Regions from separate parts of the Homo sapiens genome. Here region 2 is linked to region 1. Evidence: read pairs that join two places in POLR2A ChIA-PET (ENCODE). Cell type or tissue: CD4-positive, alpha-beta T cell. All regions are shown on one strand. Links, peaks and the distances in the headings refer to the core of each region. The heading gives the core; the rest is flanking DNA.

Evidence for each region. ChIA-PET counts read pairs that join two places held together with the same protein. Peaks named below come from ENCODE experiments on the same cell type or tissue, not always from the same donor. Only the 100,000 strongest peaks of a DNase experiment are listed, where the experiment ranks them.
Region 2: POLR2A ChIA-PET joins it to region 1 with 5 read pairs; 3 of 35 experiments call an interaction of 5 or more read pairs at or near these places.

Annotation. Positions count from the first base shown.
Region 1 is chr6:156,961,733-156,967,122 of GRCh38, reverse strand. All of the region lies in intron 4 of ARID1B (AT-rich interaction domain 1B), which reads right to left. Among named protein-coding and RNA genes, the nearest start is that of MIR4466, 180 kb to the right of the region's middle. RefSeq lists an enhancer at 3,781-4,421. In CD4-positive, alpha-beta T cell, for the core only: no CTCF peak of the experiment used is centred there; a DNase peak (open chromatin) is centred at 2,992; H3K4me3 peaks cover 421 bases.
Region 2 is chr6:157,070,566-157,075,955 of GRCh38, reverse strand. All of the region lies in intron 4 of ARID1B (AT-rich interaction domain 1B), which reads right to left. Among named protein-coding and RNA genes, the nearest start is that of TMEM242, 250 kb to the left of the region's middle. In CD4-positive, alpha-beta T cell, for the core only: no CTCF peak of the experiment used is centred there; no DNase peak of the experiment used is centred there; H3K4me3 peaks cover 3 bases.

The DNA of each region.
Region 1 (5,390 bases), core at 250-5,249:
ATCACGGCAATTTAAAAGTAAGACAGCGTTATCAACATTAACAAAGACCAGATTGAGAAGAAGAAAATGGGCTGAGTTACTAAAAGAAAAAGCCAGAAAAAGAGCCTATTAAAAGTTATTTATAGCAGGACATGGTGGCTCATGCCTGTAATCCCAGCACTTTGGGAGGCTGAGGCAGGTGGATCACCTGAGGTCAGGAGTTCGAGACCAGCCTGACCAACACGGAGAAACCCCATCTCTACTAAAAATATAAAATTAGCCAAGCATGGTGGCACATGCCTGTAATCCCAGCAACTCGAGAGGCTAAGGCAGGAGAAACGCTTGAACCCGAAAGGCGGAGGATGCAGTGAGCCGAGATCGCGCCACTGCACTCCAGCCTAGCGACAGAGCGAGACTCCGTCTCAAAGCAAAAAAACAAAGTTATTTATGGCCAGGCGCAGTGGCTCATGCCTGTAATCCCTACACTTTGGGAGCACGAGGCGGGTGGATCACCTGAGGTCAGGAGTTCCAGACCAGCGTGGCCAACATGAAGAAACCCGATCTCTATTAAAAATACAGAAAATTAGCCGGACGTGGTAGCAGGTGCCTGTAATACCACCTACTTGGGTGGCTGAAGCAGGAGAATCACTTGAACCCGGGAGGCGGAGGTTGCAGTGAGCCAAGATCGCACCACTGCACTCCAGCCTGGGCAACAAGGGTAAACCTCTGTCTCAAAAAAAAAAAAAAAAAAAAAAAAGAAAAGAAAAGAAAAGTTATTTATGTCTGTATTGTAGTGATTTTCCCTTAAATTGAAATGCTGGTTCTAAGCATTTACACTACCAAAACGAGAAAATAAACAAAAATTTAAAGTATGCCTTCTTAAATCTTATATATGAGGACTGCGATATACCATTGAAGTATTATCTGCACACTTATAGGAATTTAATGTAAATTTCAAGTTAAGCAAGAAATGGTTAATCAGAATTTGTTTGGCTGTGGGCCTGTCTTGTTGAATGATAAATTAGCAGTACATACAGATAAAGGCCAGTCCCACTTATTGAAAAGAAAATAGGCAAAACATCCTACATATCTTAGCTCTCTATGAGAACTTGTGGTCCCTGTGATGAGGCCAGAGATCTCATGTGGTTGTGCTGGTACTTCATTAAAAGAAAATAAAAGCAAAGCAGGTATGTAAATACACAAATAATACATCTTAGTAATTAAAACAAGTATACACTGCCCACAACTTAAAGACAAAATTTCAGAAGTCTAATCTGAAAAGTCTCAGAATTTATTAATGATTAATAAATTTTTTCATAGTCTGCAATAAAGTACAAGTGTATATTTAAATACGACTTTTGGACAATCGAGCTAACAATAAAAAAATCTTATTGTTCACAAACTGCCCCCCAAAATAATTAGCAAACTACAATTCTCCATTAGGTTCCAAAATTTCAAAACCACATTAAATATAAAAGAGCTGGAAAAAGAGGCTACTAATGGTTGTACATATTTGTATTATAACAAATTTTTCCCTAAATTGAAACCACTAGGTTTTTATTTGAAACTTAATATGTGTTTAATCTACTCTTTCTACAACTATTAATACACATTCACGGATTAAGTGCAGACTTAGTTTATTCAGTTAACGCCTACTAAACTAGGCAGAGCAGTCATCGAATAACAAACAGTGACTTTTCTTAAGTGACACCCATTTTCCATACTTTTTAAGGATAAAGTGGAGAAGACTGAGCAAGAAAGAGCTGCTTCAGAACAACGGGCACATCTGGAGGAAGACAGGTGCCTTCATGAAGGGTGGAAAACCCTGGGCAAGCCTAGAAAATTTAGAAAATGAAATAAACTGTGCAACCACATTCCAGATAGGCATCAACAAAGTAATGACAGGGAAAGCACTGCAGAATTATGTTATTCCTTTGAAGCTTTAAAAAACTGTGTTTAAAAAATAAAAATAAGAAACTCTTGATCCCAGCTGCTCTATGCAAAAGAAAAGTAGAGGAAATAACTAAATTTCAAACTACTGATAAACAACATACAGGACATAGGGAAGAGAATACTTATGTAGCTGTATATTCAATGACAAAGTAACTCTATGAAATATTCATTTGAAAGGTAATTAAGTCTTACAATTGAAAAGCTAACCTTTCACAACACAAAAACCATCATGCGGCTTTGAGATTAACACATTCTTATGTCCTCTGGTGCTCATTACAATTTATTTAGCACCTCATCTACATTGATACTTGGACTGTTTATATATTTTTCATTTCCTACAAGCTAAAATAGAAAAGAACCAAGGCTGATTCTCCCCCAAATATCTCAAACAAAACCTTTACAGATCACATATATAAGACTTATATAATAACCTTAGTGTTAAATCATGCTAAAATATTAATGAAAATAAATTTTTTCCATTAAGAGAATCCATACTTCAACTGAGGTTAAGCTGTCAAAAAAAGATGGTTTTAAAATCTATATTCTTTTTTGTAAAATCAATGATTCCAAACTTTCAACTTTTATACACATACATAACATTCTATGGCCTTGAGTATACGCATAAAATTACGCCATCATAAAAGAATTTAAAACCACAAATTTCTCAAATAATCCTATCCTGATTTTCCCTACATAGAATATTAAATTAGCCTTTCTGTGGTCTCACAGCACATGAGGGATGACGGGACTTTTTTTCCAGAAGAAATTAGCAGAATTTTAGGCTTTAAATGCCAAAACACTCTATTAGCTTCCCTTTGGCTATTAGTCTGATAAACAGAGTGGTCTCTAAAGTGTCTGCAACAGATACCAATAAATTTTCAAAATGAGACTTAGCACCTGCTTTTCTGATGTCAAAGAGAATGAAAAAGAGCTGATTCAGCATATGTGGTATATCCATTCAAGTCACATACTACTGATGTCACTGCGAGCTTTGACAGCTCATCGTCTTGACAAGCCAAAGGTTGCAAGATGAGTTAATAAGGCATGCAGCTGAGTCCATGATGACAGGCTTTGGGGAAGGCTGGGGACAACATCCCCCACAACTGCAGGCCAAGGGGCAGAATCCTTGTGACTGCTTCCAAGGGTGACAGAGAGATTCTGAAACTGAAACAAACGAGCAGTGGAGAAGAATTTCTCCTTCAAGTGCGATTAATCAGCTCCTTTCCACAATTGGCAAGCACATATTCATACTAAAGAAAAGGGAACAGAAAACCGTTTCCAGAATCCAAACTTAAGCCACGTGGGCATAGTTCATGCTAGAGATTATTGTATGTCCTGCCTCTCGGACTGCTACCTCATAAGCACATTTAAAATTTCTGTTGTGCAAGATAAATATTACACAATTTCTGTAAACAAGAAGAATTTCAAATAAATATACTGAGAGGAGAAGTTTGTTTTGGTTTCAGGAGATTTATTTGATTACAAAACAAACAAACTCTTCCATGGTTTTGATTTTATGTAGCATTTGATCCATTTTCATAAATACTACTTAGAATTTTTTAAACGCTTAAGTATCATTCTGAACACTAAAGATTAATATAACAAAAAAGACAACTAAATTAAGCAACACTTAGTTACACAGTCTATTTAGATTCTTTAATATTTTCTTAAACAGGCTTATTCCATATGAATACTATGCAATCATTTAAAATGACCTACGCAACTAACTGTATTTGACAAGAAATTACAATTTCCAAGTAGATAATAAAAACAGTACATAGAATACGACTGTTCTTCTAAAAGAAATTATCCACGAATACACACAGAGAAAGAAAGAGAAAATAGTAATCTTCTCAACTTTATAATGAAAATATTAACTATGTGATTAGGATAACCAGTAGAGCGATTTTTAGAAAGAGAAAACTTAACATCACTGAACAGACTTCTTTGTTACTCCCTAATCTAAATCTAAATTCATTACTTGATGCAAAAATGCAACACAAACACAGTCGGTGCAGGCAAAACAGAGTGACTTTTAAGCCCTCTAAAACAAACAGAACCTACCAAAATAAACTATAACTAACTACATAATACTTCTAAAGAAATTGAGGCCGGGCGCGGTGGCTCACACCTGTAATCCCAGCACCTTGTGAGGGCCGAGGTGGGTGGATCACGAGGTCAGGAGATAGCGATCATCCTGGCCAAAATGGTGAAACCCCGTCTCTACTAACATAAAAAAAAAATAGCTGGCCGTGGTGGCGCACGCCTGTAGTCCCAGCTACTGGGAGGCTGAGGCAGGTGAATTGCTTGAACCCAGGAGGCAGAGGTTGCAGTGAGCCGAGATCGTGCCACTGCACTCCAGCCTGGCGACAGCGTGAGACTCCATCTCAAAAAGAAAGAAAGAAATCGGCCAGGTGTGATGGCTCACACCTGTAATCCCCACACTTTGAAAAGCCAAGGCGGGCGGATCTCTTGAGCGTGGGAGTTTAAGAGCAGACTGGCAACATGGGAAGATCCATCTCTACTAAAAATACAAAAAAATTAGCCGGGGGTGGTGGTGCCTGCCTGTAGTCCCAGCTACTTGGGGGGCTGAAGTTGGAGGATCGCTTTAGCCCGGGAAGCGGTGAGCTGTGATTGTGCTGTGATTAAGCTGTGATTGTGCTACCGCACTCCAGCCTGGGTGGCACAGCCAGACCTTGTCTCCCTCCACGTCCCCACCACGCCCCAAAAGAGAAAAGAAATAGACACAGGCACAGACATCTGGAAAACTTTTTCTAAAATTAAAAAATAAAATTTTATAACACAGCTTTTTAGAAATAACTGTTTAAAGACATTACAGGCAAAAGAGGAAAATATTGCTGAATTATCATTTACCTTTCTATAGTTTTTTTTGAGACAGAGCCTCGCCCTGTCGCCCAGGCTGGAGTGCAGTGGCGTGATCTCAGCTCACTGCAAGCTCCGCCCGCCGGGTTCACGCCATTCTCCTGCCTCAGCCTTCCGAGTAGCTGGGACTGCAGGCGCCCGCCACCACGCCCGGCTAATTTTTTGTATTTTTAGTAGAGACGAGGTTTCACCGTGTTAGCCAGGATGGTCTCGATCTCCTGACCTCGTGATCCACCCACCTCGGCCTCCCAAAGTGCTAGGATTACAGGTGTGAGCCACCGCGCCCGGCCTTTCTATAGTATTTTTAAGAGTATTTGTGTATATGTAAAATTATTCTATCAGAGAAATCAGTCCATTTACTGACCCTAGTAAAAATAGGGTCAGTGTTATGGTGAAATTGACTTAGAAGAGATTAGAAGTGGCAGGCTGCTCCCCACCCCAACATTATGTTTATTTTGAAATACAAAGAATACAAATTTTCTTTTTAAAAATACATTCCTCAGTAAACAAAACACTAATCATAAACAAGATCAGACACGAGTTGCTCCCAGCCCCGTGTGCCCATTTATTTGTAC
Region 2 (5,390 bases), core at 334-5,333, 110 kb before region 1:
TCCCTTTTCTGTTCCAGGACCCAACCCACCATCCATGTTACAATGACTCGCCGTGTCTCCTTAGCCTCCTCCATTCTGTGACAGTTTCCCAGTCTTTCCTTGACACAGTTGAAGAGTACTTGTCAGGTATTTTGTAAAATGTCCTTCATTTGCATGTCTTGGTGTTTTCTCATGATGAGACTGGGCTTACAGATTTTGGGGGAAAATACCACAGAAGTGAAGTGTCCTTCATATCGTACCATAGCGGGGAGGACGAGGTCAACATGACGATGTCAACATGACTCACCACTGGTGATGTTAGCCTTGATCACTTGGTTAAGGTGGTGTCAACCAGGTTTCTCCATTGTTAAGTTACTTTATTCCCTGTCCATACTCTACTCATGAAGGGAGTCACTAAGTCCAGCCCACACTCATGGGAGGGGAATTAAGCTCCACCTCCTAGTAAAAGAATATCAAAAATTTTGTGGATGTATGTAAAAACCAGACAAGAATAAACATTTTGGGTGATATATATGAAATTATGCAAGTATCCTAGTAGAAAATTTTCATATTTTCATTAAAATCATTTTTAAGACTTCTGAATGCTTTAGAAAAGTAGAGAATTCAGAAACTTTTTACATGATTAGCTTAACTAGATTACAGATGGAAATGTTTTATGGAGACTATTTTTATATTTTAAAATCAAATTCAACAAATGCAGTACTCCCGCAAAAGTCAAACTTAAAACCATGCATTTTTCTTATTTTCTGTTATGATTCATAGACTCACTTAGATAAGAGGTTTCCAAAATGAGTTTTCATTTTTGTACAGGGGCAGCTGGTCACTTAATACCTCAAGTGCTAGCACTCAAGTGCAATTTTACATAATAATTTTTTCCAAGAGCATATAACCACTTTATAATATGTTACTTCAAAAACTACTCAAAAGGAGGTGGTCATCAACCTATTCAGGGTCTCAGAAAGAAACTTCCAATGCCAATAATAATAACCATGATGATAAAGAAAATAGTATCAATAAGGACTTGAATGAGCACTGGACACCCAGTGTGTTTTACACTCAACCATACTACCTCTCCACAAGAGCCATTCTTACACCACGCCATGATGTTACTATACCTCACCTTTATAAATAATTACCCTGTTCCCTGGAGCACGTTCCCAGACCCTAGAGTAGGATAAAAAGTTTCCTCTGATGATCACTTCACTCCACTATAAAGAGTCTCAAAGACAGCATAAAATAAGACATGGGACTCCCAAAGGCACAAGAATAAAATTCACATTTCCTTTGCACTGTAATACCTTTGAACAAGGGAGAGACCAAAAGAACTTGACTCACTAGCCCATCATATTGCCTAATTCCTCTTTATCCAAGTAAATTATATATCCAAACAAGTAAAGCTGGACTTAAACTCTGATCAATAATCTGTAAATTGGCCGGGCATGGTGTCTCATGCCTGTAATCCTAGCACTTTGGGAGGCCGAGGTGGGCGGATCATCTGAGCTCGGGAGTTCGAGATCAGCCTGGCCAACATGGTGAAACCCCATCTCTACTAAAAATAAAAATTAGCCCCGTGTGGTGAGGCACACCTGTAATCCCAGCTACTCAGGAGGCTGAGGCACGAGAATTGCTTGAACCCCGGAGGCTGAGGTTGCAGTGAGCTGAGAGTGTGCACCACTTAGTTCCAGCCTGGGTGACAGAGTGAGACTCTGTCTCAAACAAACCAACAAACAAACAAACAAAAAACAATCTGAAAATCTCTGGAAGGTGCTGTGAAGCCTTCTTGCTACATCTTATTCTAATCCTCTAATGAAACCTGCTTCTCAAAGGCATGCAATCAATGTTCAAGTTTTCTTTTTGATATTTGTATGGTATCATAACAGTCTTCTTTTTGTTTTGGGGGATGGGGATGATTACAATAGAATTCGGGCTCTGGAACCAGACAGCTGCTGGTCAGTTTCACTCACTCGGAGGACTTGGGCAAAGGCCTGAGCCACAGTCAAACCCTACCGGCCTCCACTCCACTTGTGTGTGTAGCATGTGGATAATAAATAATGAACTCACAGTGTTGAGAGAGTTAACTGAGTTGCTGTAGATAAAGCAGCACTAAGCATGATCTGTCTGGCACCAAGATCTGTGCTCGTTAAATACTTACTGTGATAAAGGTGTTGAATAATAACATGGCAGCTAACTCCTCCAGCAGGAATTGTGGGGTAAGAGCAGTGTAAACTCAGGTCCTGGTGCAATCATTTCTTCACCTAACCTTAAGCAAGTTACCTAAGTTCACTGAGAATACTTAATTTCACCACCCCCCAAATAGAGAAAATAACATTTATGCCACAGTGAGAATTAAATGCAATCGTGAATCTGAAACATTAAGCATACAATAAGTGCTCAATAAGCAGTCGCTATGTATAAATACATACATCCACATATTAACACAGTTCTGACACATACTGTTTTTAAACACTGCTTATAAGGTAAAATACATTTTGAGTAAAGAATGTGTAAATGACTTGTAGAAAAATATCTCACTTAAAAGATGGGGTGCATAGGGCCAGGCGCGGTGGCTCACATCTGTAATCCTAGCACTTTGGGAGGCTGAGGCAGGCAGATCACCTGAGGTCAGGAGTTTGAGGCCAGCCTGGCCAACACGGTGAAACCCTGTCTCTACTAAAACTACAAAAATTTAGGCAGGTGTTGTGGTGTACATCTGTAATTCCAGCTATTCAGGAGGCTGGGGCAGGAGAATTCCCTGAACCCAGGAGGCGGAGGTTGCAGTGAGCCGAGATTGTACCACTGCACTCCAGCCAGAGCGACAGAGTGAGGCTGTGTCTCCAAAAAAAAAAAAAAAAAGATGGGGTGAATAAATACTAGTGGCATAAATGTATCCCATTCTTTATCAAATATTTATCAGATAATTATGTATTAGGCAAAGAGTTATATTAACAATCAATATTATACTAAGCAAATGGCCTTTGGCACTTCTTTAAAGTATATAAACACTACACACCAAAGACAGCACTGACTAGAGAAGGGAACCAGCCCAGGTTGTAAAGCCTTGGTTCAAGTCTTTGCTGTAGTACTTCCCAGTGGTGTGACATTGGGCAAGTGATTTAACATCTCTAAGCCTCAGTTTCTTCACCTATAAAATGGATCTCTGTCTCAAAGAGGCTGAGAGAACTGAATGAGTTAATAAAGAATCCACTTAATATATGTTAGTGATTATTTTGATTTTTGTTTTATAATATCACATAGTATTAAGATAATTTAAAACAGGAAATAAGAAAACTGGACATTGTAACAGCAATAAGTTAGAAATCATCTAAATCTGTTTAGTAGCGAGCAATTTAAAAGTATATAGAAATTATTAAAAATGTATGTCATATTAATATAAACAGTACAATTTTATTGAAAAGATTGAACGAAAATCAAGTAACAACAGAAAATAAACATTATAAAGATTATATGAGCATGCAGGCTTATTTATACATACAAAATACACTTGTATATACGTGCCTTTTTAAATGCCTAACAGGTATAGACTGGTGCTGAATAAAATATTAACAGTAGTTATTTGAGGTGATCAGATTTGGGAGGATTTTCACTTCCTTCTTTGTACTTGAGAATTTACCAACTGTATAAATGCTGAAGCTTTTTTTGTAAAGGAAATAAAACAAAAGGGGACCCTGGAGATTTTAACACATAGCTACAGCACAACTGAATGAAGAGAAGATTAACTTATGCCCACTCGAAGGTGAACAACAAATCCTATTTAAAAGATGGGAAACAGATGAATAGCAGTAGCATGAAATCACATTAGTATTTTCAGAATAGATGTTAAAACTTAATGAAGACATATACAATAAGGAAATGATAAGATCAAGTTGGACAAAGAAAAAATTCTGCTCATATGCATACTTTGCACATTTGATCAACCTAATATTTTTACTAAGATTTTCTTTATGGTCCCCATTTAGCAAGTCTGTAAATACCTGAATAAGATAGCTGAGGAAAACTTCTGAAAAATCCGATTTTGGGTAAGTGGGAAAAAGCAAAAGTCTAAAGTCAGATTTTCATAGCATGGCCTTTTGATAATAACAGCCCCAGTCTAACAACCCAACCTTCCCCAAAAGACGAACAAATAAATTCAGACATAGGAACTTCTAGTTAAATGGGTCACAGAAGCTGGCATCTTGAACCTGAAGATTCTCAGAAGAAACAGAAGTCACATGCCTATCAATAATTTACACAGACTTTAAAATAAATTGTTATTCTTTCACTGCTGGCAACTTTGTGGAATAGGACCAATTATCAGGAAACAATGAATACCACTGCTTCAGGTACAGGTAGCGCCTGTGCCCGGAATAACTCCTCAACAATCTTGTCAATGGTCTCCTTCTAAGAGTTACATGCTTAATGTTTGTTTGTTTTGTTGTTGTATTTTTTTTCCTTTCAAAGATAATTATAATTTTTAAGACAATTATTTGTGAACTGATGCTTTTAAAGTTCCTGTTTCATTTGGAAATTGTAGAAGTCTTAAAGTAATGAAATGGAGAGGAAAGAGTATCCTAAAACTATAACCTGCAGTCCATTTGTCCTACTGAGCTCACTTTTTGCTCTTAGGATGTGTCACCACGTGAGATTGTTTAGGAGCACCACGGCAGTCCATCAGTCTGCAGAGTGTGATGGGACCTTCCAAGGTGTGCCCTTGTGTGGAGTGCACCTGCCTCTTCTTGCCTTCTGCATCCTGTCCTCTTCTGAATTTTTCTCAACACTGCTAAGTAGATAAGACATTGTACTAAGGATAAAATGAATTTTGGCTTTGAGAATAAAAGCAGCATCTTTAAAAATAAACATACGAAGACTGGTAAATGTTACTTAGAAATTAAATAAAAGAAGAGTGAAGGAAAAAAATGTAAAGCTAAGAGGAGCACAGCAATCTGCTCCGAGCTGCACGAGTGCCAGTTTGTGGGCCCCAGGGCTCGGCAGGATTTCTCTGTACAGTGCCAAACTCCAACAATATTGTTATGGTTAGAAAGGAATTTCTCACAAGAGCTAACAAAGGCAGAAGGTCATAAATAAACCCAGCAGGATTGCCTTGTCAGTTCTCATTATTAGCGCTGCAGGCATTTGCTTTTCTATGGGCTTCTTACAGGTTCATTTAAGTGTAAGAGTTCCTCCTCAAAAATTCACATGCTCGTAAATAAAACTGTTCCTAATCTAGCAATGTAAAATACTTGAAAACTAAGAAAATAAGTAAGTAAATAAACACATAAAGGCCAGGAGACCTGCAAAGGGCAAGGGATACTGCCGCATGCTCCAGAACTTCATACCTGAACTCCTGGCCTGATTGACTACCCTTAGCACTGACCACAAGAATTGTCTGAAGA